2 separate regions of the Homo sapiens genome follow, and region 2 is linked to region 1. A link is an interaction called in ENCODE POLR2A ChIA-PET data of the cell type or tissue named here. Cell type or tissue: K562. All regions are shown on one strand. Each heading gives the region's core, and the rest is flanking DNA. Links, peaks and the distances in the headings are about the cores only. Region 1 holds the start of KRT79 (keratin 79). Region 2 has its middle 9.3 kb from the start of KRT6A.

Evidence for each region. Peaks named below come from ENCODE experiments on the same cell type or tissue, not always from the same donor. Only the 100,000 strongest peaks of a DNase experiment are listed, where the experiment ranks them.
Region 2: POLR2A ChIA-PET joins it to region 1 with 5 read pairs; 5 of 35 experiments call an interaction of 5 or more read pairs at or near these places.

Annotation. Positions count from the first base shown.
Region 1 is chr12:52,827,763-52,843,004 of GRCh38, forward strand. KRT79 (keratin 79) reads right to left here and starts at 6,549. Exons shown (of 9, transcript NM_175834.3): 1 at 6,022-6,549; 2 at 3,644-3,864; 3 at 2,470-2,530; 4 at 2,261-2,356. The coding sequence starts at 6,498. KRT78 (keratin 78) reads right to left here. Exons shown (of 9, transcript NM_173352.4): 7 at 12,002-12,222; 8 at 11,691-11,725; 9 at 10,045-11,610. The coding sequence ends at 11,351. RefSeq lists an enhancer at 9,021-10,220. In K562, for the core only: no CTCF peak of the experiment used is centred there; a DNase peak (open chromatin) is centred at 8,399; H3K27me3 peaks cover 2,628 bases.
Region 2 is chr12:52,494,895-52,510,136 of GRCh38, forward strand. No RefSeq gene overlaps it. Among named protein-coding and RNA genes, the nearest start is that of KRT6A, 9.3 kb to the left of the region's middle. In K562, for the core only: no CTCF peak of the experiment used is centred there; no DNase peak of the experiment used is centred there.

The sequences.
Region 1 (15,242 bases), core at 5,458-10,457:
GCTTTGTCATTTGCCTCTTTTCCATCAAGAACAAACTGGTCATCAAAGTGGAAAGCACAAGAAATATGCTTGAGAGGAAATGGGAACCCAAGACAGGGTAGATGAGAGACCTTGGCCTTGTTGGAGATCACAGGGATCCAGGCTAGAAAAGCATACACTCAGAGGCTCCAGGGACTGCCAAGGGAAGGAACGCCCTGGTCATCCTTGAGAGATATGGAGAGGAGGAGACCCCAAAACCCCAAACGCAGCAAATGGCCTGATTTTCAAATGGGAGAGATTTGGAATTTTTCAAATAAGGCTGACATCAACCTCCTCCAGACCCATAGAATGAATTCCTAAATGTGTGTGAGAGGCATGAAGCCATCATGGGTTCCCTAAGGAAAAGTGGAACCAAGTGGATTTCATTTTCCTTCATGATTATAATATTAAACTGCTAAAGGCCTGCCATAGACAATGTCTGACCAAGCCTTCCATAGCATTCTTGAAAGAAGACAGAAAAATGTGATCCTGGTAACAGTACTGTTAAGGGGATTTTAAAGTAGCTGAGGCTCTTTAACCACAAATTATTGGTTAACAGACTAACAGTCCCTTGGAAAATCACCACTGAAGACCCACAGGACTTTGTTTTAGGCCCTGATTGCCTTAACATGTGTATCAATGATTTACACTGAGATGCTATCAAATACCTAGACTGAAAGTTTATCCCACCTGCAGATAACACAAAGCTATGCATCACTAATACACTGGATAAAAGAATCAAGTTACTAAGAGCCCACATAGCTTAAAATGTTGGGATGACACCACAGTGGCATTTCATAGGAAAGAAAGGGAATGGTTAACTGTTCCACTCAATTGCAAAATTCAGCTACCCACATACAGGAAGTTGGAGGAGAGTAGATACATGTCTCATTTGAAAGCATTTATGTGAAAAAGTCCAGAAGGGGTTCTAAGAAAGCCAACGTTGTGAAACAACTTCTAAAACAACACATAAACTAGTGCACTATTAGGCTGCATCAATAGAAGTTTGTATCTGGAACCTCCCTCCCCACCCCTCCATCTTCTGAATACTTCACTAAAAGCCCTGTTTCCTGAACGTCCTCACATGCCACAGATTTTTATCCTGTCATCATCATGACTTCTAAAGGGCTATCATGTGAAAGGCATAAGTCACAAGAAGACAATTGGGCAAAGTCAAGGGCAGAAGTCATGAGAAGGAGATTCAAGTCAGTGCTCTAATGAAGTTGTTCAACAATGGTAATGCCTGCCCTAAAAAGTAGTGAGCTCACTGCCACAGGAAGTATTTGAGTAGAGGTTACATATGATAGGGTTATGTCAGGGATATCATAGAAATTGTTCTTGCACTGGATGGAAGGTTGGTCTTGAGGTCCCTGCGGACCCTAAGAGTCTGTGATTCTGCGGTCAATTCATGTTAAGTTCAACCCTCTCACTCTAGTCTCCAAAGCCCTCTTGTCTCCTGGAACCCCTCCTGGATTCTTTAATCTACCCACGCCTCACCTTCTACTCCAATCTGGAATCCCAGTCCCTCCTCTCTGCCCATTCCTGCTCCCTCATCCCTTGCTCCATTACAAACCGGGCAGGAAGAGGGCAATATAACAGTGGTAAGAGTCAGACTTCGGAGTTCAAGAGCCAGATTTGAATTCTAGCATGCTTCTTCCTAGCTATGTGACCACGAGCAACTCTGAGCCCCAGGGTCCTTGACTATAAAATTGAGACAATAATAGTTCTTGCATTCTGGGGTTATTGAGAAGATTATGTTAAAAGTTTGCCCCCGTGCCTGGCCCATCAAAAGCACTTAATAAGTTGAAGCTAGTATTAATTAAAGTGTCAAGGTTTTAGGCTGGGTGCGGTGGCTCACGCCTGTAATCCCAGCACTTTGGGAGGCCAAGGCGGGTGGATCACCTGAGGTCAGGAGTTCAAGACCAGCCTGGCCAACATGGCAAAACTCCATCTCTACTAAAAATACAAAAATTAGCTGGGCATGGTGGCAGGCACCTGTAGTCCCAGCTACTCCAGTGGCTAAAGCAGGAGAATCGCTTTGCAGAGGTTGCAGTGAGCCAAGACTGTGCCACTACACTCCAGCCTGGGTAACACAGCGAAACTCCGTCTCAAAAAAAAAAGTGTTAAGGTTTCATCTTCCACCAATGAGGTTGCACTGGTGAATTCAGGTCAGACCTCCATGGAAAACGCCCAGTGCTGTTTATAGTGTATGCAAACTCTCCCTGCCCATTGGCCACCTCACCATTTCATAGAGTTGCTGCAGGAAGTCAATCTCCTGGGTCAAGGTGCCCACTTTGCCATGCAGATCCATCCGGCCCATGTATGCTGCATCCACATCCTGGGGACGAGAGAGCAAGACAGATCCTCAGGCCCCAGGGATGTCCCCTCTCCCCGAATCAGCCCAGTACCCTGGCAGCCAAAGGACCACCTCCCCCACTCCACTCGGCTCACCTTCTTGAGCACCACAAACTCGTTCTCTGCAGCAGTGTGCTTGTTGATTTCATCCTCGTACCTGTTACACATGGGAGACTCAGGCCAGGCTCAGCCTGGCTCTGCCTTTCAGGCATGGGACCCACTCAGCCTTACAGAAGCCCTGATGGGTCCCTCACTGATCAAGAACACCTCTGGGGAGCAGTTCTTTAATGTAGCCAACCAGTGAAGAAACATGGGGTCTGCCTTGATTTAAACATTCTCTCTCCCCACCCCATTTTAGGGAAAGAGGCACAGAATTTGTGCAATAATATGGCAATCAAGAGCTGCCATCTCTTTGGATCCAAGCCCTTAGGAGGCTTTAGAGGGACAAGTGAAGATGTGTCAACAGTGGCTGACCTTTACCATCACTTTCAACAACACAGTGTCATTCAAACCAGCTAACTCCTCCCCAACCACTTTTGATGAGATTTTAAGGTTTAGAAATTGCCATGGTCAATTTATGGGAAAAGTCATTTTTAAATGTGCGTGTTTAAAAGTTATAAATACGCATATCAACCAATTATAATATATAAACCTTTGGAGCTTGAGTCAAATAAGCTGTATTTTTTAAATTTATGACATGTATGGGGTCACTGGAAATTCAAAACTGGCTGGATATTTAATGATATTGAGGAATTATTGTTTTAAAATTTTTTAGGTGTGATTATGCCACTGTATGTTTTACTGAGTCATAGATGAACTACATTCACATGCAGATATATGAATATAACTTGTAAAATATTAGTGAATGAAATGACAAGATGTCTGGGATTTGCTTCAAGACTACAAGGGAATCAGAACACGTAGAAAAAGGCAAAGGTAAAAAAAAAAGACTACACGGGAAGAAGGGAAGTGGGGAGGTGTAAAAAATGCAACAAGATTGGTTATGAGTTGATAATGATTAAAGCTGGGTGACAGGAACATGGGGTTCATTATACTATTCCCCCTACTTTAAAAACTTTTTTAAATTACAAACAAACCTGCCAATTCTCCAGGTGGCAGCAGGTGCTGGACCTGAGCACCTGAGGGAGCCAGCTCTGTCTGTGCATCCCCCAGGTGGGCCTGGGACCCTGGGAATGGGGTGGCCCTCTTGGCAGGTTTCCCACTGCCCCTCCTCACTCCCACATGGCCCCGCCTGGCCTGCTCTCCTCACTTGTTCTTGAAGTCCTCCACAAGGTCCTGCACGTTCCTGAGCTCTGAGTCCAGCCTCCCCCGCTCGCTCTGAAGTCTGTCCAGCGTGCTCCGCATGCTACCCAGGTAGGCCTCAAAGAGGGGCTCCAGGTTGTTCCTGGTGACACCCAAGTTCTGGCCCTGCTCCTGCAGCAGTGCCCACTTGGTCTCCAGCACCTTATTCTGTTGCTCCAGGAACCGCACCTGAGCCAGAGCAGAAAGGGTGGGCTGATGTCACCCTCCGGTCACCAGAGGAGCCAAGGATGGGGTCCATTGCCACCTCCCCTCCAAGGCCAGGGCAACATAGGGACGCTGCAGCCGCACCTACACTTTGCTGTGGGGAGGCACTCCTTAGGGGAATAGACTGCTGGAAACGACCGTCCAATCTGATGGAAAGAACTCTACCAAGTTAATAAGCACAAAAGCCCAGCTCAGTAGCAGTACCAATTTACTAGTTGGTAACCTTGGTCGAATCATTTCTCTCTGAGTCTCCCTCTCTCACTTGTCCTGCATAAACTGGACTAGATCTATGTTTCTGACCCCTAATTCTGCATTAAAATCATCTGTTTAAAATGTAAATCAACTGTTTAAAATCACACACTTTGGGAGCCTGAAGCTGGAGGAGTGCTTGAGCTCAGGAGTTCAAGACCAGCCTAGGCAACATAGCAAGACTGTCTCCACTAAAAATCAAGACAATTAGCCAGGTGTAGTGGCATGCACCAGTAGTCCCAGCTACTCAGGAGGCTGAAGTGGGAGGATCACTTGAGCCCAAGAGATGGAGGCTGCAGTGAGCTATGACTGTACCACTGCACTCCAGTCTGGGAAACAGAGCAAGACCCTGTCTCAAAAAATAATAATAATAAATTAAGAAAATTGGTGAACTGGGTGAAAGAGTATACAGGAGTATGTTGTACTATTCTTGCAACTTTTCTGTAAATTCAACATTTTTTCCCAAAAAAAACTTTTTTTAAAGTACCAATGTCTGAGCCCTTCCTCTATAGACTCAGAAGGAGGCTTACGGTGTGGGTTTAACAGGACCCCCGAGAGTTCTTGGCCCAGCTGGGGTTCCAAGACAATCTCTCAGACCTCCAGCTCCCAAGCTGTGATTCTGCAATCCTGAGAAAGGTTTTGGCTTGTTTGGCCTCTGGGACAGTCCCACAGGAAAACCAAAAGTCACTAGGGGAGAGGGTGAGGAGGCAGGCAAGACGGCTTGCTTCATATTCTGTCATCCAATATCTCCAGGTCCCATCTCCACACTACCTGGGCCTCAGTCACATGCCCTGGGAGCATCATGCAGCAGGTGTGCCTATTGTGAGCAGTAACAACTCTTAGTGCCAAGAACCACAGAGTCCAGGGGCCTGGGTCCCAGTCCCGCCTCTGCCTCCAACTCCTTGTATCATCCTGGGCAAATCACTTGAGCTCTCTAGACCTCAATTTTCTCATCTCAAAAATGGGCACAATATCACCATTTCTGAGTCTTCATAGAAGCACTGTGGGTACCTCAGGAGAAAAGGGATGTGCATGTTCTTCGGAAACACACAAATCACTGAACCAAGGTACATTTGTCTGCCAGACCTTCCCCATCATGACCCGCTGCCTTGGCTCAGGATCGAGGTGGACAATGCCAGCGAAACAGACCAGGAAATCCCAGCACAAGTGTTGCTCCCATCCATCTGGAGGCAAGGGCAAGGTTCAGGGCATGCCTATGGGCAACAGGTCAAATTCCACATTCCCAGAGCTTGGTGACCTGGTGACCACCCTCCTCATTGTCCACCCCAAATTGAGCTTCTTCACTCAGAGTGTAAAAAAAGGAGAAGCGGAAGGGAGCCTACCCCTAGGACCCCACCCACACACAACTGTGTTTTGATCACATCTTGCCCTTAAGCCTCCTCCAAGCCTGAAAGAATGGAACAAACAGGGCTCCATGCTCTTAGCCTTGAACAACTCTTTCAACTCCTGAGCATTGTTTCCCCAGCTGTAAAATGACAAAAGGCAATGCAGGCCACCCCACTAAGAGGAGCTATGAGGACAATCCATTTTTTGATGATGAGGTAAGGCTACTGTGCAATCAATCGTATTAATCATGGTGGTAGGACAGGCTTCAACACGGGCAAGGTGGACTTGGCAAACCGGACTCATGAGTAGACTGGAGACTCCCCCCGCACAGGCACGGTGAAGACCTGAAGGCCGCCTCCAGCCACCCACGTCTCGGCATCCCAGGCTCAGACCGGGAGAGCTCCAGAGCTCTATCAACCACCACCCTAGTACAAGTGGGCTACAGCAGCCCTGGCCCAGCCCACCCTCTATTAGAGGTCCCGCTTCTTCCCCAAGAGCTCCCTTCCTCCTTCCTGCTTGGCCCACCTTGTCGATGAAGGAGGCGAACTTGTTGTTGAGGGTCTTGATCTGCTCCCGCTCCTGAGTGCGCACTCGCTGGATCTCGGGGTCAATCTCCACATGGAGGGGGGTCAGCAGGCTCTGGTTGACAGTGACCTCCTGGATCCCCCCAGGAGGACAAGCAGGCCCAAACGTCTGCCTGCCAGCCCCCTGTCCCATAAATGCCCTGCTGCCAAAGCCAAAGCCCCCCAGAGCCCGCCCCAACAAGGCCCCTCCGGCCACACTGACAGAGATACTCTTGTGGCCCCCCAAGTTATAGAGGCTTCGGCTGCCAAAGCCACCTGTGCCGGGGCCACAGTGGGCCCCGCCACCACTGCCACTGCTCCGAGACACCGTCACTGAGCTGAAGCTGGTGCGGGCCTGGGACCCACTCCCTCCGCTGGCAGAGTTGGAGCTGAAGCCCCCTTTTGTGGAGTATGTTTGCCGAGAGACGGAGGACCTCATAGCTGCAGAGGGGCCGGAGGGCAGGATGAGAGGGCAGGAAGGGAGTGCCGTGAGCTGCTGGGCCACTGTGGGCTTTTTATCTTTTCCCAACTGGGCCGGCTCCCCAGCTCCACAGACACTCCTGCCCCATCGCCCCAAGGGGAGAGGGAGGGGTCCTTAGGGCCACGGGGAGTGCCCTCTCCCCAAGCAGGAGGGAGGGGCCCTCCCGGTTATCACCTGTGCTCCAGAGCTGGGGCTGAGCCGAGACTGTCTGGGGCAGGATGCCACCTTCTCCCCCTGCCCCCAGGCTCTCCTCGGTTGGCACAGGATGATACGGGCTCCCATGGCCACCCCCACCACCCAGTGGCTGGCTTGCTGTCCTCCCACCCAGCCCCAGAGGCCACTGTCAATAGGGCTCTGTTCTACGGGGTTTGTCCCAGGCCCCTGTTGTAAGCCAAGGCTGCAGGGCCTGGGGCTGTACAGGTGGTAGGAGAAGGAGCATTGGGCAATGGGCTGCCAGAGAGAGCATCCAGGCCTGCTCCCATCCCACCCCCAGCCAACGGCCCACCACTCCTCCCAGGTCCAGGGTGTGTGACACAGGTGACAGGGCGAGAGTGGGGATAGCCTGTGCCTCTGCCGTACAGTGGCAGAGCCTTCTGGGAAGTGAGCCTATGCTGGCAAAGTGAATTCAAGGACAGAAAGAGGATCCCTGCCCAATCGTGGGGCCCAGGCCCTTGATCAGGAGGTAGAAAAGGCCTGGGGTCCTCAGGCAGGGCCCAGAAGCCTGGGAGCAAAGGACATTCTTATGGAGGCTGAAGAGAGGGCAGGGGATTTAACCAATACCTGAGATCCCTGAGCCTCTACCCCACAGCAGAGTCCCCACAGAAAGGTTCAGCCACTTTGGAGGGAGCTGGAGGTGGGTCAAGGACACAGACCACCCTGGGTGGAGACAGGCACAGCTCCAAAAAGCAGGTGTTCCAAAAAAGCCCCAGGAGGCCCACGCAGCAGCCCCGTCACTCCCATCTTCCCCTGCCCCACATGCAGGAGCCCATGTTTCTGATTCAGAGGGGCCAGGGGAGCTCCTTAAATCACCTCATATGGTCCCCGCCGCCCACTTCCTATTCACCTCAGTCTGCTGGGACCAAACACAGCCCCAAGCAAAGACAGAGACGTCAACTGTCAGGGCCGAGGGGTGACTGAGGAGGTGACTTTAGACACTGGCCCTCCCCACCCCCTTCTCTCAGCAAGAAGATGGGCTCAAAGTGAACAGAGACTTGCCTGAAAAAAAGGAGCGAGGACAGCATCGCTGTGCTCCCCACCCCCATCAGATGAGCAGGACAACCAGCCAGGCTGTGTCCCCAGGATCCCAACAGAGAGGACATGGGACTGCCACGGAGAAGGCTTGGCCTCCCTCCCATGTTCCCCACAGCCCAGCAAGTGAAGAGACAGCCTGCTCCAGGACCAGAGGGAGCTGTGGGATCTTCTCCTAGGGCCCCTGGGAGGCTGTAAGTGGCTCCCCGTTGCTTGAAGAGGTTGAACCCAGCTCCCACAAGGAATGGGAGTGAGAGCACTTGCAGAACTAGTCCCTTAATAGCCAAGAGGAGATTTTGGAGTTAGGACACTGGGCATTTCAGGGAGCCAAGCCGAGACGTCTCCCACACTGAGCTGTGTGTCCTGGGGCAACTCGCAACTTCTCTGAGCCCCATTTTCTCTGCCTATAAGCAGGGCCCTCCGTGGAAGACCTTTCGAAAAGTGATCCCTGGATGAAGCCGCCCCTTCCCACTGACCTTCGTCTCCTTTCCCCAGGCTGAGATCACTTTCTCAGCCTCCCTTATCTCTCCCTGGGTGGCGTGGGAGGAGGAAACAGTCATGAGTGGGCCCTAGCCTCCAGGATGTGGCTGTGGGCCCCCTGGGCAAGGAAGTGTTGTCAGCCCTCTGAGTCACAGGGCAGCCAGGCTGGTGGGAGTGAGAGGCAGTCGATAAACACAAGTCTCACCTCACCCCAGACACGACACTCACGCCAGTCCCTTGCACACATTTACCAAGCACGCTCTCTGGGCCACGCTTTGTGCTGGGAGCTGGTGACAGGCACACAGGGACCAGGGCACACTCTCATGGAGCTCCCGGCTTGCTGCTTGGAGACAGCCTCCCTCCCACCCAGGTTCACAGCCCAGGCCCAGACAGAAGCCTGGGAGGGCACTTTGCCTCCACCAGCCCCTACTCTCCACTCTACCTTCAGACAGGACATGCACGCTCAGACCTTCTTTCTGCAGCCCAGGGAGGAGCAGTTTCCTCCCCTCCTGCCCTCCACAGAGAGGAAGAGCTGCTGCACACTGCTATACTGATTACTGAGGGGCTCCATCTCTGGAGACTGTCACCTGCCCAGAGTCCCTCCCTGATGGCAGGACACAAAAGCAGAGGGGACTGAAGGTTGCTGCCACCAAAGGGAGGGGGCAAGAGAGTGGATACTGCCAACCTAGCACCTACCATGGGTCAGGCCGGGTGCCGAGCAATAGGAAAGTTACAGGGACAAAGGAGCCCCAAGAGGGTAGGGCTTTCTGAGCTAATTATCATCATTATTACAGTCAACACTTACTGAGCACGTACTATGCAGCAGAGTGGCCTGGATGCCTTCCCTGCAATGGCATGTTGAGTCTCCGCACTGGGTGATGCTCCATCTGCCTCCCTCCCGCTCCATTCTCCACCTTCCTCTGACCCTTGTGGGCTGCTCCCTGGCACTCTGGCTTCCAGTTGAGTTGACCAAAGGGAGACACCAGCAGGAGATCAGAGGGAGGAGACAGGTCAGATGTTTCTTCCCAGCTCCCTCCCTGCTTCCAACCACTTCAGACCACTGTCTGGGGACATGGCTACATCTCCCCATGATTACAGCTTCTGCCACCTCACTGCTTCTCTTGATCTTCAGCTCTACATAAGGCGACCAGCCCATCCTGATTTTCTCAGGACTGCCCAGCTTTAGCACTGCAAGTCCTCTCAGTCTTGGACACACTGAGAGGGTGGACCTCACTCTAGGTGTGGTAACGGCTTCTCGCCATTGCTGGTCCCTGGCCTCTCCATCCCTGTTCCCTCAGCCCTAACCACACCTCTGCAAGTAATCCTTTCCTTAAAGTCAATTTAGCCCTCTCAGGTCCTCACTTCCAAGAAGACAAAGAAAAGAAGGAACAACAATCACGCCCACGACCACGTGCAGCCTATTCACTACACAAACCCCACCTGACACGTGCCCGAGGGCAAGGCCATTAAGGAGGTCTTAGTCTGAAAAACGTGGTAGAGTCCACCGCCATCAGGAACATTTCCAAAGCGAGTGTCTTGGATGTCTGGGTGCTTCCCAGGCTGTATGTGAAACTGCATTACCATGTGAGGTGAGTCACTCATAGCAGGCCAGGCAGGAAGCAGCCTTGTGAAGCCCAGAAGGACCCAACACCCATATCCCTAGTCAGAACAGCTGGTGCTGCCCACAATCTCCGCCAAAGCCCATGTAAGGGGCCGAATCCCTCAGCACTAAAGAAAAGACTATCCTCTGGGGAAAAAAGAAAACGGAAATTATACTTTTTCAAAAAGTCAATTTAATTGAACTACCTTGGATGAATTTAGTTTCCTTCTGGGATCCTAGTGGCACTGTCGCCACACAGCCCTGTGAGGTACATATTATTATTAATCTCTTTTTACAGATGAGGTAACTGAAGAGGTCAAGCTGCTTGATCAAGGTCACACCACTAGGAAACAGCAGAGCTGGGATTCAAGCCACATCCTCACCGGCTCTGGTCTCCTTCACACAAAGCTGAAAAGCCTTCTTGCATAATTTGGATGGAGCGATTCATGAATCTGAGGAAAGGTCTGCCCTCCCTCTAAAGCAAGGAGAGGCGTAGTGTGACCTCCTGCAGCCCAGACTATGGAGTTTGGGGTTGAGCCAGGTCCCCCACCTGGGTCTGGAAAGCGAGAATGGGGAAAGAGCAACTGCAGGCACCCATGAGGCTGCTGGGGGTGTGTAGAAAAGGTGATCCTTCCAGCCCCTCCTGGCACCCCACCTGATTCCCACACTCCTGGCTTCCTGCAGAGCTTCCTGAAGGAGAGGAAGGAGGAGAAGTTTCCAGCCTCATGTTCACACTTGCCCAAGGATAAGATGAGAGCCAACAGATAAGGGGGTAGGGGCAGAGTTTGAACCCCAATCTCCATCAGAGCCCCCAGGCACAAGCTGAGCACATCCTCATCCTGGATGCAGGAGTGCCAGGCTAATAGAGAAGCTGAGTCCCTTACCAGAGCCAGACAGACATAGCACCCAGGACAGCAACAGGTGCAGCCAGACTGCCAGGGACAGGAAGGGCCCAGTAGTTTAGACATGGGAATTAGAGAAGGTTCCTAAAAGGAGAAAATTTTGGTGCACAGTCAGGAAGAAGGAGGAACAAGAAGGAAGGGGGCTGCCCCAGTCAGGACTAGAACCTCTTAAAACAGGCAGTTGATGAGGAAGTGAGCTACAAGCACAGCTAAAACATCAGTGGAGTTGTGGGAGATGGAGGGCACCCCAAGGAACACACTGGAGAGCTTGAAGGATCCCTTGATAGAGTGGCTGGGATGTGGAGTGAGATACCAATAGAACACGTCTGGACACAGATATGCCACAATTGCCTTCCGAGGAGAGGAAGCTGGGGAGCCACACAGCTTTTGTTTTGCTGGGTGAGGTGTGCAAGCACTTAGAGCATTCAGAACAGCAGGAGGGGAGACTTTATTGATTTTTGCAGCATCCGCTGTGGGCTGGCTTGGGCTGTGGGCAGCGGACACGGAGTTGGCCTTGCAGAGCCGGCTGATGGGGGGAGTGGGCCAAATGTGTTCAGGAAGGAGGTGGCTGCTGGGTCGCTCAGTAGGTGATGGATGTCTTCAGACTCGACTCAACTGTCTTCTTCAGGATGGTGTGGCAGCTGGAGCCAGCGCTGGAGCCAGACACAGAGCAGGAATCCAAAACAGGGTCCTTCCCAGAGCCCAGAATGATGTTGGAGCCTCCAGTCACAATGCTGGTGCAGCAGGACCCAGGGCTGCCTTTCCCACTACCGAGTCCACAAGTGCTCCCCAAGCCTCCACCAACTCCTCCAGACATGACAGCGCTGCCTCCCACCGAGGCTGCCAAGAAACGCACCGGGTCAGAGCAGGGTCATCAGCTCCCCATGGGGATCCCATCCCTAAAGTCCCCTGATACTCACAGATAGTGACCTGGCTGGTGCACTCCCCAGACATCCTAGGGGGAAAAGGACAAGAGGGGGATGCGCTAAGGAATACTACAAAGAATGCATCCCCACGAGCTTTTAAGCCCCTCAAAGCAGGTCACCCACCCTCTCAGCAGATAAAATCCACAGTCTCCAACTTAAAATCCCTCTCTGCAGCGTCGGTTGCCCTTAGCAACTCACAATGTCAGGAAATCTCTCAGAATCCTCTTTAGCAAGCAGCTCACTGTGTTGGCATCCCATCCTCCTCCCCAAACTCATATTCCCAGGTCCCTCCAAGCCTCCCTCACCTGCACTCCTCGCCCTCCAGCAGCCTGCGGTAAGTGGCAATCTCCACATCCAGGGAAAGCTTCGTGCTCGTCAGCTCCTGGTACTCGCACAGCAGCCGGGCCAGGTTCTGCTTGGCCATCCTCAGAGCAGCCTCCAGCTCGTCCACCTTGGCCTGAGCGTCCTTGAGGGCCAGCTCCCCACGCTGCTCAGCATCAGTGATGGCGGCCTGCAGGCTGGCGTTCTGGAAGCGGGGTAGAAATGAGCGAGAAGGTGGTTGTAAGTCCAACATAGCCTCTCAAAGCACCCACTGTGGATATCACTTGAAGGCTGGGGCGGATCATAATCTTATGAGCTCAAAATTATCCATGGCCGTCTGTACCAACACCACCCCTGCAACAGGCTCCTCTCATTCTAAGGGAAGGTATTGCTTCCCTCACTTCCTTACCTCCTGCAGTAGGTTGAAGAGTATCCCCCAAAACTTTCATGTCCACCCAGAACCCCAGAATGTGATCTTATTGGAAGTAGGGTCTTTACAGATATAATTAATTAAGGATCTCATGATCATATCGTACCATATTTAGGGTGAGCCCTAAATCCAATGACTGGTGTCCTTATGAATAGAAGAGAGAACACAGAGACAGACACAGAGAGAAGAGCTCATCAGAAGAGAGAGGCAGGGCTGGGCATGGTGGCTCACGCCTGTAATCCTAGCACTTTAGGAGGCTGAGGCAGGTGAATTACAAGGTGAGGAGTTCGAGACAATCCTGGCTAACACGGTAAAACCCCATCTCTACTAAAAATAAAAATAAAAAAATTAGCTGACCATAGTGGCACGCACCTGTAGTCCCAGCTACTCGGGAGGCTGAGGCAGGAGAATTGCTTGAACCCGGGAGGTGGAGGTTGCAGTGAGCCAAGATCATGCCACTGCACTCCAGCCTGGCAACAGAGCAAGACTCCATCTCAAAAAATAGAAAGAAGAAGAGAGAGGCAGAGATGGGAATGATGCAGCAATAAGACGAAAAATGCCAAGGAGCTCCTGAAGCCTGCAGAAGCTAGCAAGACCCAGGGAGGACTCTCGCTGCACCTTCAGAGGGAGCACGGCCCCGCCAACACCTTGACTTCAGACTTCAAGGCTCCAGGACTGGGAGAGATTACATTTCTGTTGTTTTAAGCCACCCGATTTGTGGTGATTTGTCATGACAGGCCTAGGACACTAGTACAACTCCTGTGCCACCTCCCCAAGTGCTCTTTCCCTATTTCTTCCCACCCCCAGCCCTCGGCACCTCTCCCAGGGTGCTTAAAGCTCTTCCTGTACCATGGATCACTATCTGCAAGGCTCCCCCTGAGGGTCACAATGGTTCTCATTTTTTTCAGACAGTCCCATTTCAAATACTTTGTCCTGTTGTCAGAGTACATCAAAACATATGCCTCAATTTGGGACTTGAAAAATATAATCTCTACCGGGCGCGGTGGCTCACGCCTGTAATTCCAGCACTTTGGGAGGCTGAGGTGGGCAGATCACTAGGTCAGGAGATAGAGACCATCCTGGCTAATACGGCGAAACCCTGTCTCTACTAAAAATAAAAAAAAAAAATTAGCCGGGCATGGTGGCACACACCTGTAGTCCCAGCTACTCAGGAGGCTGAGGTAGGAGAATCGCTTGAACCCGGGAGGCGGAGGTTGCAGTGAGCCGAGATCGCGCCACTGCATTCCAGCCTGGGTGACAGAGTGAGACTCCTTCTCAAAAAAAAAAAAAAAGAAAATATAATCCTTTTACTTACAATAGAAAGCTAGAGGAAGGATGAGATCCCTGTCTTTATCAGCCTTACAGTTGATTTGCCCTCACATCTGACTCAGGAAAGAAGGAATTGTCTAAAGGCTGTTATTATCGATTCCCACTCTGTGGATAGAAACATAATCTCTACTCTATAGATGAAGAAACTGAGGCTCAGAAAGAAGAGTGGCAGAACTGGGATCCTAACCCACGTGGGCCTGCACAGGGGAGCCCAGTTCATCATGTTTGTGCAGGAAAAGGAGCAGGGGACAGTGCTATATCTCCAGGAGGGATTCTCCTGGGAAAGGCACATTGCTGTGTGAGGAGCTGTGATTCCCAGACCCAGGTACCCAGTACACATACACACTCCTGCGTGCTGCCACTGGACTCTCAAGACCACATGCTTCAGAACCAGCTGGGCAACCTCATTTAAAAAGCAGGTTTCTGGGCCCCATCCTTAGAGATTCTGACTCCTCAGCTCTGCCAGGAGGCCAGGAATCTGGATCTTAATAGCCACCCCAGAGGACTCCAAAGCAAGGGGTCCAAATTTGTTGGTGAAACATAGTGGCAGCAAATTGAGTAAGAGGATTCATCACATTCATCTCAAGCCCTGCTTCTCATTGCAAACAAGAACCAGGAGGATGGTTCTGGATACTCCAAGAACCCTCCCCAGAGGGCTCTGCTTGGGAGTCAAGGGACCACATGTGACTTTTGAATCAAGCTGTAGTGCTTGAGGAAATGGCCTGACTCTGTGGTCTCTGCTCTCCATCCTCCATTGACACCCAAATTGATATTTTGGGTTTAGGAAATATGAGTGCAAGAATACTTAACAATTTGAGAATTCATAACACTTCACATCTAGAAGTGAGGTCTCTACACCGCAGGAGGAGCAGGAAACGGCCTCCCTCCCCTTGCCAATCTCTTCCTCTATTTCTGACCCTTGTAATGCATCTACCTAAGGAGAAGTTAGCCCCACCCTGCCGCCCACCTCACCTACTCTCTGAGGCCCTGGCTCCCAACTTCCCCCACAGGGCACCAGGACCTTCAGTGTTTGACCTTAAAGTCCCTGCTGGGCTTGAGAAGTAAGAGTCAAAAGAAGAGATAAGAAAAGAGATGTGGGCTGAGCATGGTGGCTCACACCTGTAATCCCAGCACTTTGGGAGGCTGAAGCTGGTGGATCACCTGATGTCAGGAGTTCGAGACCAGCTTGGCCAACATGGTGAAACCCTGTCTCTACTAAAAATACAAAAATTAGCCGGGTGTGGTGGCAGGCACCTGTAATCTCAGCTACTCGGGAGGCTGAGGCAGAATTGCTGGAACCTGGGAGGTGGAGGTTGCATTAAGCCGAGATCACGCCATTGCACTCCAGTCCGGGCTGACAACAGTGAAACTCCATGAAAGAAAGAAAGGAAAGAAAGAAAGAGAGAGAGAGAGAGAGAGAGAGGAAGGAAGGAAGGAAGGAAGGAAGGAAGGAAGGAAGGAAGGAA
Region 2 (15,242 bases), core at 1,162-6,161, 340 kb before region 1:
ATTTACCCAGTGTCCTATGTCTGTGTCAATGTCCAATGTCCACGGCTGCTTTCACACTACAAAGACAGAGCTGAGTAGTTACAACAGAGATTGTATGCCCTGCAAAGCCTAAAATAGTCACTATTTGTCCCTTTAAAGAAAACATTTGCCAACCCCTGGTTAAGAGCATGGACTTTGGAGACAGAGGGCTCAGGTTCATGACCAAGCACCTGGGTGTCCCTCTGCACTTTCTTAAACCCTTTGTGCCTTGTTTTTACACCTGTAAACTGGGAGTGAACATAGCACCGGCCTCAAAGTGCTATTGTGAGGCTTCAGTGAGATAATTAATTGAAGGTCTTAGCAAGGCATCTGGCATATAATTTCTCACCGAAGGTAAGCTAATATTATCATAGGAAAGTATGAAGACATTTTGTATGTAGAGGCCCACAAGAAGCGTCAAGAACAGGGACACAAGTGCAGGGTATGTGTGTGGGGGAGGAGGGTGGTTCAGAGACCGGTAAGAGAAATGAAACCAACATTGCAGGCTTGTGCCACATTAGTAAGGACTTAGGAAGCCATGTATAGAGGTTTGCCCTGCTCCCAGATGCCACACAGAGCCGCAGAAGGCAGAAGAGCAACAGGATCAGAAGAGCAATTTGCAAGCTTGCAGCCACTCTGCTGAGCAGCAGCATGGGGCAGACAGAGCTCCGCCCAGTGGGGGAGGCAGCATGTTGTCTGAGTGATTGGAAGGAAAGGTGGTTGGAGAGAGGATCCAACCTCTGAGTTCTTGGCAGGAGCCCAGAAGACTGCTCTCCCTCTTATGGAGTCAGGTTCCCCTGCCCATCCTCTGCTGGGTCTCAGGCTGTTCTCTGGGGTACACACACAGGGGCAGCTGCTATTAACCAGCAGTGCCAACTGCATCAGTTCCTTTTTCACTAATGAGTTCCTGTCTTTTTAAGTGTGGGGGTGAACTCATCCCTGAATAAAATATGTAATGTAATTCATTTAGTCTATCAGAGGATGGTTTAACTTCAACATCTTATTCAATCTAGGCTTGGTGTGTGCATCAGACAGCACCAGCAATATAAAGTGCCATGTTTAATTTCCTGACACCAGTGTATCTCCTTTTGCTAAATTTATATGACATTCTCTTATATATCTACTAAGAGGTTTTTTAAAAAAATTCCCATTCCCAGCTGCCAGGCATGCTCTGGGAACCAAGTCCAGTGACCCCATAGAGTGAGGTCAGCTGGGAGGACTCATGAGAGGTGATGAAGGGCTTCTAAGACAGTGGAGGGGGAGTTAGAGAGGAGGGAATCCTGCTGCTGCCGGAAGATCTATTTCTGATTCCACTTCTTCCCAGGCCCCACCACCACTAAAAGGGGAAGTTTGCACCTGGCTCATTTGCCATTGATTGTCTATGTCTTTCTTTGTCCTGGTGTGGGAGGTGCCTGTTGTTCCTGGCCTGCTTTCAGACAGCTGCCCTAGGCTGGGCCCTGTTCTTTTCTCTCCTGTGAGTCCAGCCCTCTCTGCCTCTGAGTCTACCTCTGCCAGCGACCACCTATCCCAGGAGAGGGTCATGTTCATAGGCAGGCCACCCTATCTACCCTGGATGGTTATTCTCAGGTGAAACCTCTCTGGTGACCATGGCTCATGTCCCATGGTGGTGCCCAGAGGTGTTCTGTTTCCCTAGAAGAGCCGAGTGGGGAAGGCACAACCTTCATAAGAAGATTAGAACAAAGGGTGATGGTTCAGGCAACTATGTGAGAGAAACCAAAGCACGCAGGATGAGTAAGCAGGATGACAGCCAGCCTCCTCCCCAGGGGACAGCTGAACCCAGCCTCTTCCTTCTGCCGGGAGAGCCTCCCTTCAGGTGGGAGCTGTCTCTGATTGCCTTGGAATGCAGAATGCCTTTGTTCCAGGCCCAGGGATTAACCTGCACTCTTGAGTTGTTCCCAGTGTGGAGGGAGGACAGGAGGGAGCTCCTGAAGCCTGAGCTCATGGAAAGTCTGCCTCAAAGAGGATTTGCCTAGGCGTTCTGCCTCCCAGGGTGGAGTTGGCAGATGAGAATGAGGGAGAGGCTATTGTCATCATCATCAAAAGCTTTAAGATTCAGTGCCTAATCTTGCAAGCCACAATGCAGGATGATGCTGCTCAGAGGGAATCCCAGCGAGCCAGGCCTGTCCCTAGGGAGCACCCACTGAAAGAGAAATACTGGCAGCCACACGTGTAAGCAACATAGACAGAAGCACGAAGGCTAGTGTGAGATGTGCAGCCTTCTATGGTAGACCTAGTGGTTTAGAGAGTCTTGAATCCCTCAAAATTGTTTTACTTAGTAATCATGTTGTTTATGAATACTCAGTATGCACCTAGCTCTGGAGCTTCCCTTCTGTTTCTCAATTTTCACACACACAGTCCGTTTATTTTTTTTTATTTTTTTTTTGCAGAGAACATTGACAGCATTGCCTATCTGAACATGATCCATGAGTGGCTTTCTCTACAGCTGCAGGAAGTCTCACAACTCCATTTTCCAGCGGGATGGGGCTCTATCTCAGGTCAGTTGTGGAGTCCAGAGGTCACTGGAATAACATTTTGCACAGGCCAACCTGCCCTTAAAAGTGTGGTTCCTAAATCCCCAGATGTCACTCCATGTGACTTTCCCACTGAGGATACATCAAGAACCTCTTCCTCACAGACTTGAGGGATGGAGGGAAGCATTGTAGCTGCCACTTCAACCATCAAAAGTAGATTATATGCCTGGAACGGTGGCTCACGCCTGTAATCTCAGCACTTTGGGAGGTTGAGGCAGGTGGATTACTTGAGTCTAGGAGTTTGAGAGCAGCCTGGGCAACATAGTGAGACCACATCTCTACTCTCTACAAAAAGTACAAAAATTAATGGGGGATGGTGGTGCACACCTGTAATCCCAGCTGCTTGGGAGGCTGATGTGGGAGAATTGCTTGAGCCCGGGAACCAGAGGTTGCAGTGAGCTATGACCATGCCACTGCACTCCAGCCTGGGCAACAGAGCAAAACCCTGTGTCAAAAAAAAAAAAAAAGTGGATTTTGACAAGGAGCCTGGAGTGAACTGGAAACAATCATTAGCCTACAGGATTGATGCATGTTCTGTGCTTCGAGGGGCAAATATTGAGTGTTTGCACAATTACAGAAATTACTCTGATGGCTCTCTACACATTGAGTTTGACGCATGTTCATATAAAATGTAGTTACCGAGTGACATATTTTGCATGTGTCCAATCCGTCTTGACTCACCCTGTGCATGCTGGTACTGGGTAAGTAGGTGCACTTGGATGTTTACATCACTGGAAAGCGCACAACTGGGCTGGGCACTGACGGGCATATTTGGAAGAAGGGGACAACCTTTGGCTTTCCTGATCCGTGTGGGGACACTAGTTAGAGGAGGAAGAGCAGTGTGTATCTTATGAATGAGGCATTTTGATGATGGGAGGCAAGAAGGGAGGTTGGAAGTGCAGAGAAGTGCTTTCGGAAAGATGAGAAGGCGAGAAAGGGACAGGCTGCACAACAGGACAAGGCAGGAACCCTCCTCTGTGAGCAGGAGATAGTGTGCAGGTGAAGGACCAGGCTCTCCTTCTGTCACGTGGCTGAGGTCCTTGATAAGAACAGGGTTGAAGGGAGCCCTGCCAGCCTTCCAGAGAGACCGGTAAAAACTGCAAGAAGAGTTTCCAATGGACTGGTTTCCTTTTCTCTCCACTGCCTTCCCCAGTTCCCATCTCCCTTCTTATCCCATCTCCACTTTGAACTCTGGTTTCTACTTCCTCACTGCTGCAAGGCTCCCCTCACTACACAGTCTAATTTTTTTTAAGTATACTTGGGAAAAAATATTTCAACTATCCCCCAGTGACATACCCAGGGCCTGGCTTAAATAATGTAAAAGATAGGATGAAGTGAATTCTTACAGAGGGATGTCTCACTCCATCGGCCTTCTGGTCAAACACCCTTTATTTCAGGAAAATATCTGGTTAATTCAGGAAAATATTTCAGGGAAAATATCTGATTAATTATGAGGTAATAGGTAATTCCTCCACATTTGGAATGATCTGGAGTAATTCCCACCTATAAAATTTACTTTCAAATCATTTTACTCTTAGAGTACAAATACCCTAGAAAGCAAGCCAGTCTCCTCTGAGATTTCCTGGAATTTCCTGGCTGCTTCCATCTGTTAATCTTGTATAATTTCACTTTAAGCCTAGGGGCAGGATTAGCGACAGATCATTGATATTCTGGCAGAAGTCTGTGGAACTCATGTTGCAAGTGAGGCCTCAGGGGGATCTGATAAATTTAATTTCCTTCTCTTTTTCCTCTTCCCTTCCCTCAGCTGTTTCAGGGAAATAGCCTGAATTTTTCCAGATAGGCACAGAGGAACACACAACATGGCTAGGAAAGTCTGGACCTTGTGGCAGAAACTGTAGATTGGCTAATCCATCCACAAGGAGGTTCCATTCCTAACACACGTCTTTCTTTCCTATCTCCACTATAGAAAGAGGAAAAGTGAAATCTTCTTTCTCTCTTTATTTTTATTTTATTGCATATCATTTTATTTCATTTTTTAGAGATGGAGGTCTTTCCCTGTTCCACAGCTTGGCTTGAAGTGCAGTGGCACGGTCATAGCTCACTGCAGCCTCCAACTCCTGGGCTCAAGTGATCCTCTGGCCTTAGCCTCCCAAAGTGCTAGGATTAAAGAGAAGTTCCACCATGCCCAACCACTTTCTCTTTTTAAGAAAACAGTTTTGTTTATTGAGGTAGAATTTACATACAGTGAAATGTGTAGCTCTTAAGTACAGAGTTCAATCTATTTTGAAAAATCCATGCACCTCTATAAGTCACACCCTATCAAGGTATAGAATATTCCCATTACTCCAGAAAATTCTTTTGTGCACCTTCCCTATGAATCCCACTGCACCAAGCAAATACTGTTTTGATTTTTCCACCAAAGAATCATAGGGTGTATGCATACTGCACATGTGCCATTTATATACATGCTGTATGTGTCTGGCTTTTTTCACTCAACAAAATGTTTTTGAGATTCATCCAGGTTGTTGTTCGTATCAGTATTTCATGCTTTTTTACAGCTAAGTGGTGTGCTGCTGTATGAATATACCACAGTTTGCTTACTCATTCCTACAGATGAGTTCCTGGGATAGTTCCAGTTTGGGGTTACTGTGAATAAAGCAGTTATGAACATATTTGTGAATATTTCTGTGGGCAAATGTTTTCATTTTGCTTAAATAAATACCTAGAAATTGAATTGTGACATCAAGGGTCAATGTGTATTAGCTTTCCAAATTAATTGTACAATTTTTTAAAATAGACTTTATGAACAACTTCAGGTTCATAGCAAAATTTAACAGAGACTACAAAGAATTCTCATATAAACCCCACGCCCACACACACACATGCATAGCTTTCTCATTATCCACATCCCCCACCAGAGTGGCAGATTGGTTACAATTGGTGAATCTACATTGATGTGCCATTGTTATTCAAAGGTCATAGCTTACATTAGAGTCACTTTGGTTTTGTACATTCTATGGGTCTTTTAAAAATGTGTAATAACATATATCCACTGTGGCAGTTTGCCACGGTTACCATGGGACTGAACCAAGGGGGACGAACGTAGAAATGAAAACTTAAGACAGAGAAACTGTTTTAAAGAAGGAGTCCAGGGGAGAAGAGAGCTCCATGTTTCTAGTGAGCAAAGGCAGCCCGCTGAGCTTCCACAGCCCTTCGTATTTATTGTGTAGAAAGAGCAGGGAGGAGGAGGTAATGATTGGTCAGCTGCTTAATTGATCACAGGTTCACATTACTGTTAACAGGTGTCAATTATGCCTAATCACGAGAAACACTGCCAGCGTGACTGCCCTCAGCATTCCTTCTGGGTGGCAGATGCAGTTTGTCAGTTTGCCAACAACCTGCATTCATGAGACTAGTTTGCTGTTTACTCATACAGCCTCCGGTGGTATACTGAGTTGATCACGACCCTCACTCTTTCAGCCTGCAACAACCCACCATTATAGTATCATACACAATAGTTTCACTGCCCTAAAAATCCTCCTGTTCCACTTACTCATTCCTTCTTCCCCCCTAACCATTGGCAGCCACTGGGCTTTTTATGGTCTCCATAGTTTTGCCTTTTTCAAAATGTCATGTAGTTGGAATCATACAGTATGTAGCCTTTTCAGACTGGCCTCTTTCACTTAGCAATATGCATTTAAGGCTCCTCTATGCCTGTTCATGGCTTGATAGCTCATTTCTTTTTAGTGCTGAATAATGAAATTCTATTGTATGGATGTACCACAAATTGTCTATTTATTCAGCCAATTGTCTAAGCACCCATCTTGGTTGCTTCTAAGTTTTGAAAATTAGGAATAAAGTTGCTATTAATATATATGTGCAAATTTCTATGTGGGCATTAGTTTTCCATTTCTTTGGGTAAATATGAAGGAGTAAAACTGCTGGATTGTATGGCAAAAGTATGTTTACTCTTTTTTTTTTTGAGACAGAGTCTCGCTCTGTCACCCAGGCTGGAGTGCAGTGGCGCGATCTCGGCTCACTGCAATCTCCGCCTCCTGGGTTCAAGTAATTCTCCTGCTTCAGCCTCCTGAATAGCTGGGATTACAGGCAAGCGCCACCATGCGCGGCTGATTTTTGTATTTTTAGTAGAGACAGGATTTCACCATGTTGGTCAGGCTGGTCTCAAACTCCTGCTCTCGTGTTCCGCCCACCTCTGCCTCCCAAAGTGCTGGAATTACAGGAGTGAGTCACTGTGCCCGGCCAAGTATGTTTACTTTTGTACAAAACTACCAAACCGTCTTCCAAAGTGGCTATACCATTTTGCATTCCCATCAGTAATGAATAAGTGTTCCCATTGCTGCATATTTTCACCAGCACCTGGCATTGTCAGTGTTCTGGATTTTGGCTATTCTAATAGGCATGTTGTGATACTTCATTATTGTTTTAATTTGTATTTCTCTGATGACCTATGATGTTGAAAATCTTTCATATGCTTACTTACTATTTGTATTATCTTCATTGGTGATGTGTCTGTTAAAGAATTTGGTCCATTTTATAATCAGGTCGTTTCTTACCGTTAATTTTAAGAGTTATCTAATACATTGTAGTTTGAATAAGAGTCCTTTATCAGATATGTCTTTTGCTAATATTTTCTTCCAGTCTGTGGCTTGCCTTCTCATTTTGGCAGTGTGTTTTGCAGAGCAGATTTTAATTTTAATGAGGTCCAGCTTATCAATTATTCCTTTCATGGATCATGGCTTTGGTGTTGTATCTTAAAAGTCATCACCATACCCAAGGTCATCTAGGTTTTCTCCTATGTTATCTTCTAGGAGTTTCATAGCTTTGCATTTTACATTTAGGGCTATGATCCATTTTGAGTTAATTTTGTGGAAAGTGTAAAGTTTGTGTTGAGATTCATTTGCATGTGGGGTATTCAATTATTTCAATAGCATTTGTCTTTGCTCCCTCATATTGCTGTTGTTTCTTTGTCAAGGACCAGTTAACTATATTTGTGTGGGTCTAGTTCTGGCCTTCCTATCATGTTCCATTGACCTATTTGTCAACTCGTTCACCAACACAACATGGCCTTTATTACTGTAGTTCATTGTAAGTCTTGAAGTTAAGTATTGACAGTACTCTGACTTTGTTCTTCAATATTTTGTTGGGCCATTTTAGATCTTTTGCTTCTTCATAAAACTTTAGAATCCATTTTTTGGTCTACAGAAAATAACTTGCTGAGATTTTGATTGGGATTGCATTGAATCTGTAGATCAAGTTGGGAAGAACTGACATCTTGACAATATTGAATCTTCTTATCCATGAACGTGCAATATCTCTCAATTTATTTGGTTCTTTGATGTCTTTCATCAGAGCTTGTAGTTTTCCTTATGTAGATATGTATATATTTTGTTAGATTTATACCAACTATTTCATTTTTGGAGGTGCTAATATACGTAGTATCATGTTTTTTATTTCAAATTCCTATTGTTCTTTGCTAGTACATTGGAAAGTGATTGACTTTTTATATTAGCCTTGTATCATGCAACTTTGCTATAATCACTTGTAAGTTTGGGTAGTTTTTCATTGCATCTTTTTTTCTACATAGACAGTTATGTCATGTGATCAAAGTTTTATTTGTTCCCACCCAATTTGTATAACTTTCATTTCCTTTTCTTGTCTTATTTCATTAACTAGGACTTCCAGTTATTTTGAAAAGTAGTGATGAGAGGGGAAATCCTTGCCTTGTTCCTGATCTTAGCAGGAAAGCTTCTAGTTTCTCACCATTAAGTATAATCTTAGCACAGGTTTTCTGTAAATGTTCTTTATCAAGTTGTAAAATTTCCCCTCTCCTCCAAGCTTACTAAGAGTTTGCATTATAAATGGTGTTGGATTTTGTGAAATTGTTTTTCACAATACACCTATTGATATAATCATGTGTTTTTTTTTCTACGGCCTATTGTTGTGATTGATTACATTAACTGATGTTCAAATGTTGAACCAGTCTGTCATACGTGGAATAAATGTCACTTGGTCATGGTGTATAATTCTTTTATAATTCTTTTTATGCATTGTTGGATTTGATTTGCTAATATTTTATAGGGGATTTTTACAGCTATGCTTATGAGAGATAATGCTCTACAGTTTTCTGTTCTTGCAATATCTTTGTCTTGTTTTGGTATTAAGGTGATGCTGGCTTCATAGAATGAGTCAGAAAATGTTCTCTGTGTTCCTATCTTTGGAAAGAGATTATAGAGAATTGGTACAATTTCTCCTGTCAATGTTTGGTAGAATCCACCTGTGAACCCATCCAGGCCTGGATGGGTAAATAAATAACTTTTGGAAAGTTATTTACTATTGGTTCAATTTCTTTAGTCTATTTTTTCTTGTGTGAATTTTAGCAGATCATGTCTTTCAAAAAATTGGTTCATTTAATTTAGGTTATCATATTTGAGGATGTAGAGTTGTTTATAATATTTCTTCATTACCCTTTCAATCCCCATGGAATATATAGTGATGTCGATTTATTCATTTCTGATATTAGTAACTTTGTGTCCTTTCTATTGTTTTCTTAGCCTGGCTAGAAGCTTATCAATTTTACTGGTCTTTTCAAAGAAATCATTTTTGGTTCCATTAATTTTCTCTATTAATTTCCTGCTTTTAATTTCATTTATTTCTGCTCTAATCTGTATTACTTTTTTCTTCTACTTATTTTGAATTTAATTTCCTTCTTTTTTTCTAGGTTTCTAAGGTGGAATACATGCATTCAATATAAATTTCTCTCTAAACTCTATTTTTGTTGCATCCCATAAATTTTGGTGTCATATTTTCATTTTTATTTAGTTCAAAATATTTAAAAATGTATGTTCAGATTTCTTCCTTGACCCATGTGTTATTCAGAAGTTTGTTGTTTAATCTCCATGTATTTGGGGATTTTTTTTTTTTTTTTGAGATGGTCTCACTCTGTTGCCCAGGCTGGAGTGCAGTGGCGTGATCTCGGTTCACTGCAACCTCTGCCTCCTAGGTTCAAGCAATTCTCCTGCCTCAGCCTCCTGAGTAGCTGGGATTACAGGCATGTGCCACCACGTGCAGCTAATTTTTGTGTTTTTAGTAGAGATGGGGTTTCACCATGTTGGTCAGGCTGGTCTCTCACTCCTGATCTGGTGATCTGCCCATCTCAGCCTCCCAAAGTGCTGGAATTACAGGCATGAGCCAACATGCCTGGCCGTATTTGGGGATTTTTAAACTATCTTTCTGTTATTGATTTCTAGCTTACTTCTATTGTGGTCTGAGAGCATACATTGTATGATTTATATTTTTTAAAAAATTTTAAGGTATGTTTTATGGCCACAGTGTGAATGTTCTATGTGAGCTTGAGAAGAATGTGTATTCTGCTCTTGTTTGGTGAAGTGTTCTAAAGGTGTCAATTATATTGAGGTGATTGATGGTGTTTTTGAGTTCAACTATGTCCTTACTCATTTTCTAATAAAAAATCAATATAAATATTTTCTAATATAAAATAGTGTTGAAGTCTCTGATTAGAATAGTGGATTCCTCTGTTTCTCTACCCCATTATTCCATTGGTTTTTGCCTCACATATTTTGATGCTCTGTTGTTAAGCACGTACATATTACGGATAGTTATATCTTGGAATTAAGGATTATTATTGACACCTTTATCATTAGGTAATGCCCCTCTTTCTTACTGATAATTTTCCTTGCTATGAAGTCTGTCCTGTCCCAAATTAATACAGCTACTTCAGCTTTCTTTTAATTAGCATTAGCATGGTATGTCTTTTCTCCATCCCTTTACTTTTAATCATATATGTCTTTATATTTAAAAATGGGTTTGTTTTAGACAGCATACTGTTGGGTTTTGTTTTTTGATCCATTCTAACAATCTCTATCTTTAAGCTGGTGCATTTAGACCATCACCATTTAAAGTTATTATTGATATAGTTGGATTAATATCTACCATATTTCTTACTGTTTTCTAGTTATTGCTCTTGTTTTTCGTTCCTTTTTTGTCTCCCACTCTTTTTTCATCTTTTGTGGTTTTAACTGAGCATTTTATGATTCCATTTTCTCTCCTTTTTAGTATATCGGTTATACTTTTTTTTTTTTTTTTTACTTCTTTCAGTGGTTGCCCTAGAGTTTGCAATATACATTTACAACTAATCCAAGTCTACTTTCAAATAACACTATACTGCTTCATGGGTATTGCAAGTTCTTTGAAATAACCAAGTACAGTTGACCCTTGAACAACATGGGTTTGAACTGCATGGATCCACATATATGTAGAATTCACAAGATGCAATATCCAAGTATTATGAAGGGCCAACTTTTCTTTTCATGTAGAGGATCCTACAGGGCTGACAGTGGGACTTGCGTATGCCAGGATTTTGGTATATGTGCAGGGTCTTGGAATCAATCCCTGGCATATACCAAGGGGTGACCGTATCGCTAATTCCTCCCTCGCATCCTTTGTATCAATGCTGTCATTCATTTCACTTACACATAAAGTATAAACATTGAAGACATTGTTGCTATTATTATTTTGAACGAACATTTATCTGTTAGATCTTATTTCTTCTCTAATGCTTTTCCTTTCTTTATGTAGATCCGAGTTTCTGACCTATATAATTTTCCTTCTTGGTGAAGAGCTTCTTTTAACATTTCTTGCAAGGCAGGACTACTGGCAACATATTCTCTTCATTTTTGTTTGTCTTGAGAAAGTCTTTATTTTTTCTTCATTTTTGAAGGATAATTTAGCAAGATATAGAATTCCGTGTTGCTGTTTTCTCACCCAACAGTAAATATTTTACTCCAGTCTTTTCTTGCTTGCAAGGTTTCTGTGAGGAAGTGAGATTTAATTCTTATCTTTGTTCCACTATAGATAAGTTGTTTCCCCCCCAACCATGGCTTCTTTCAGGATTTTTGTTATCTTTCATTTTCTACAGTTTGAATATAATATACACAGGTATTTTTTTATGTCTGACACTAATTTTTGGAAATTCTCAGTCATTACTTTCTCCAATATTTATTATGTTGCTTTCTCTATTTCTTGTTCTAGTATTCCTTTTACACAAGTTACATCTTTCATAGTTTCCCCCACAGTTCTTGCATATTCTGTTCTTCTTTTCTCAGTCTTTTTTTATTTTTGCTTTTCAGTTGAGAAAGAACTGAAAAAACAGTTCTATTGACATACCCTCAAGCTCAGATTCTAATGTCAGCTGTGTCTAGTCTACTAATGAGCCCACAAAAGGCGTTCGTCATTTCTGTTATAATGTTTTTTATCTCTAGCATTTATTTTTTATTATTAGAATTTCTGTCTATCTGCTTTCATTACCCATCTGTTCTTGCATGTTGTGTACCTTGTTCATTTGTGCTCTTAGCTTGTTAATCATGGTTGTTTTAAATTCCCGATCTAATAATTCCAATATCCCTGCCATATCTGAGTGTGGTTCTGGTACTTGCTCTGTCTTTTCAAACTGTTTTCTACCTTGAAGTATGCTTTGTAATTTTTTTGTTGAAAATGGATGGAAGAAACTGATAAATAAGCTTTAGTAATGTAGTGATGAGGTATGAGGTGAGGGGAGGTATTCTATAGACCTATGAGTAGAATTAGGTCTCAGTCTTTTAGTGAGCCTGCGCCCCTTGGCTGTGAACTTCACAAGTGCTTCTGAGGCTTTTTTCACCTCTTTAAGTAGGGTCAGCATAGCTGGAGGGAGCTGGGGTTGGGTATTTCCCTTTCTCCAGCTAGACCAGGCTCTGATAAAACCTCAGCAGGGCTGCCTGTGGTTAAATAGTTGTTCCTGACGGCAGACTGCCTTAAGAACAGAATGCTCTGTCTATTTCAAAATGGTTCTTTGTCTGCTCCCCCTACTGGAAGCATGAGATTCTTCTCACATTTTCTCTGTGAGGACCTGGTGGAGCCCCTGGAGTAAAACTAAGTATGCTTCTCTAAGAGTGGGCTCCCCTGGAATTCTCAACACTCAAACTTATCCACACGGAGCCTCCGGCAATTTACCAATTATGGCTCAGGGTTTTCTACCCAAATACTGGTTCCTGTGGAGATTTCTGCTCATGGGTTACTACTCTGGTAAGTTGGGATTCTCTGTAATTGCTTCTTTAACTCTCCAGTTGGAAGGCAGTGGTTTGCCCTGTAATCTTAGTTCTCTGACAGATGAAGAAGAGTTGTTGCTTTTCATTTTTTCCATTTTTTACTTTTTGTTAGAATGTAGTGATGACTTTCAACCTCCTGAAGTGCCAGACCCCAAACTAAAAGTCCCTCTAGTCTCTCTTGCTCTTTAAATCAGAGCTGAGGTTTTCTACCCTTTGTTTCCCCTCTGTGCTGATACCTGTTCCACTGAGCTCCCATTGATCACCATCAAAAGATCAACGGTCATTATCACACAGACATGCAAACATCCTTCTCATGCTTCCATCTTATTACAGATACATGAGTCTGCTGTAATTCTGAGATGAAAATGACATATGCCACCCACTAAAAGCTGAAGCTCAATCTGGGTCCAGCTGCAGAGGAGCAGTCCTCTCTTCAATTCCCAACAGTCCTGCCCATCATAACTACACTCAGGAGTTCCCATCTGACAAATAAGTTGTCCTTATCTTCCCTTGCAGTGTCCCTGAATGGTGTGTGATGTACCTTCTGATGCAGTCTGCATTTCTGCACTGCTTTTCTTTGCTCTCTTTGCCTTCTTTTGTTCTGTTGAATAAAGGAGATTGAGAATATGAACTTTCTGTTAGATTGCCTTGCTGACCATGTGCTGGTTTAGAAACATTCTCATCCCACAAACATTCCTCATCTTTGAGGAACTGCCCCTCTCCACACCGACAACTCACCATGCTCCACACCCTACTCTGTCAGTCAGTGATTCTGGAGGACACTCTGGGTGGACGATCACCAATGTTGTATAAGCCCCAAAAGCTGTTAGGACAAGTTCCCGGTGTGCCAGGCAAAGTCTGTTCTCTTTCCCCAGCTGAAAAGCTCCAGGACAGCAGGCTACTGGCAGGATACCTCGCCAGCCTCGAGTAAAGGCCAGACCCTTACCCAGATCTGAGAGACCAACTAGATGCCAGTTGGCTTGAGACTTGGAGCAGGCATTGCCATCCCAGTCACTTGTGAATAGGGTTGTTCAGACAAAATAGAGAATGCCCAGTTAAATTTAAATTTCAGATAAACAACAAAAAATATACAGTAAGTATGTTCCACATGTTGCATGGAACATACTTATACTAAAAAAAATTATTTATTGTTTCTCTGAAATTCAATCTGAACGGCACATCCTGTATTTTTGTTTGCTAAATCTGGCAACCCTGCCTATGAAGTCATCCTGCCTTTATATGGAATCACAGACAAGGGCACAGGTTGTTTACTGGGCTACTGCTTTGGATTTCTCCTGTAAGGGGCAGACAATAGACAAGGACCAAGCTTAAGACCCTTCCTCCAAATCATCCGCATTAACTAACCCATAGGTTGCTTAGAAGTCTTGTTCAGTTTCTAAATATTTTTGAATTGTTGAGATATATTTCATTACTGCTTTCTAATTTAATATGCCATGATCGTGGAACATAGTCAGTATGTTTTCAATATTTTGAAGTGTATTGAGACTGTTTTATGGCTTAGCATATTACTTATCTTTGTGAATGTCCTTTGTGAGAAGAATGCTGTTGTGGGTACTGTTTTGTAGTTCTTTGTATATTCTGAATACAATTTCACATATATATAAAAATTATGTATATATATAATATTTATATATATTCAAAATTTTGCGGGGTTGTGGCTTACTGTTTTGCTCTCTTCATGTTGTTTTATGAACAAAGTTTATCAATTTTTTAAGGTAAGCTTTTTTCTATCCCATTTAAGAAATTTTTGCCTATCCTCACTCCATAAAGATATCTTCTGTTTTCTTCTGAATGAATTATTGTTTTACCTTTCACATACAGGACTATAATACAACTGAAAATGATTTTTATCTATGGGATGAAGTAGAAATCGTAATACATTTTTCCCATATAGACAGCCAACTAACCTTGCACCATTTATTGAAAAGACTATCCTTTTTCTATTGCACTGTAATAGTACCTTTGTTGTAAATCAATTGAGTCAATATGTAGTTTGCTTCTAGATTCTATATACTATCTCATAGGTCCATTTGTCAATCATTTCCCCAGCACCATACTTTCTTAATTACTACAACTTTATAATAAGTTTCAGTATCTGGAACTATAAGTCTTCCAACTTTATTCATCATTTTTTAAAATTTAATTTGATACTAAGTTCCGGGATACATGTGCAGGATCTGCCAGTTTGTTACATAAGTAAACATGTGCCGTGGTGGTTTACTGCATCTATCAACCCATCACCTAGGTTTTAAGCCCCGCATGCATTAGCTGTTTATCCTGATGCTCTCCCTTCCCCCAACCCCTTTGATAGGCCCCAGCATGTGTTGTTCCCCTCCCTGTCTCCATGTGTTCTCACTGTTCAGCTCCCACTTATAAGTGGGAACATGTGGTGTTTGGTTTTCTGTTCGTGCATTAGTTTGCTAAGGATAATGGCTTCCAGCTCCATCCATGTCCCTGCAAAGGACATGATTTCGTTTCTTTTTATGGCTCCATAGTATTCTGTGGTGTATACGTATCACATTTTCTTTTTCCAGTCTATCATTGATGGGCATTTGTGTTGGTTTCATGT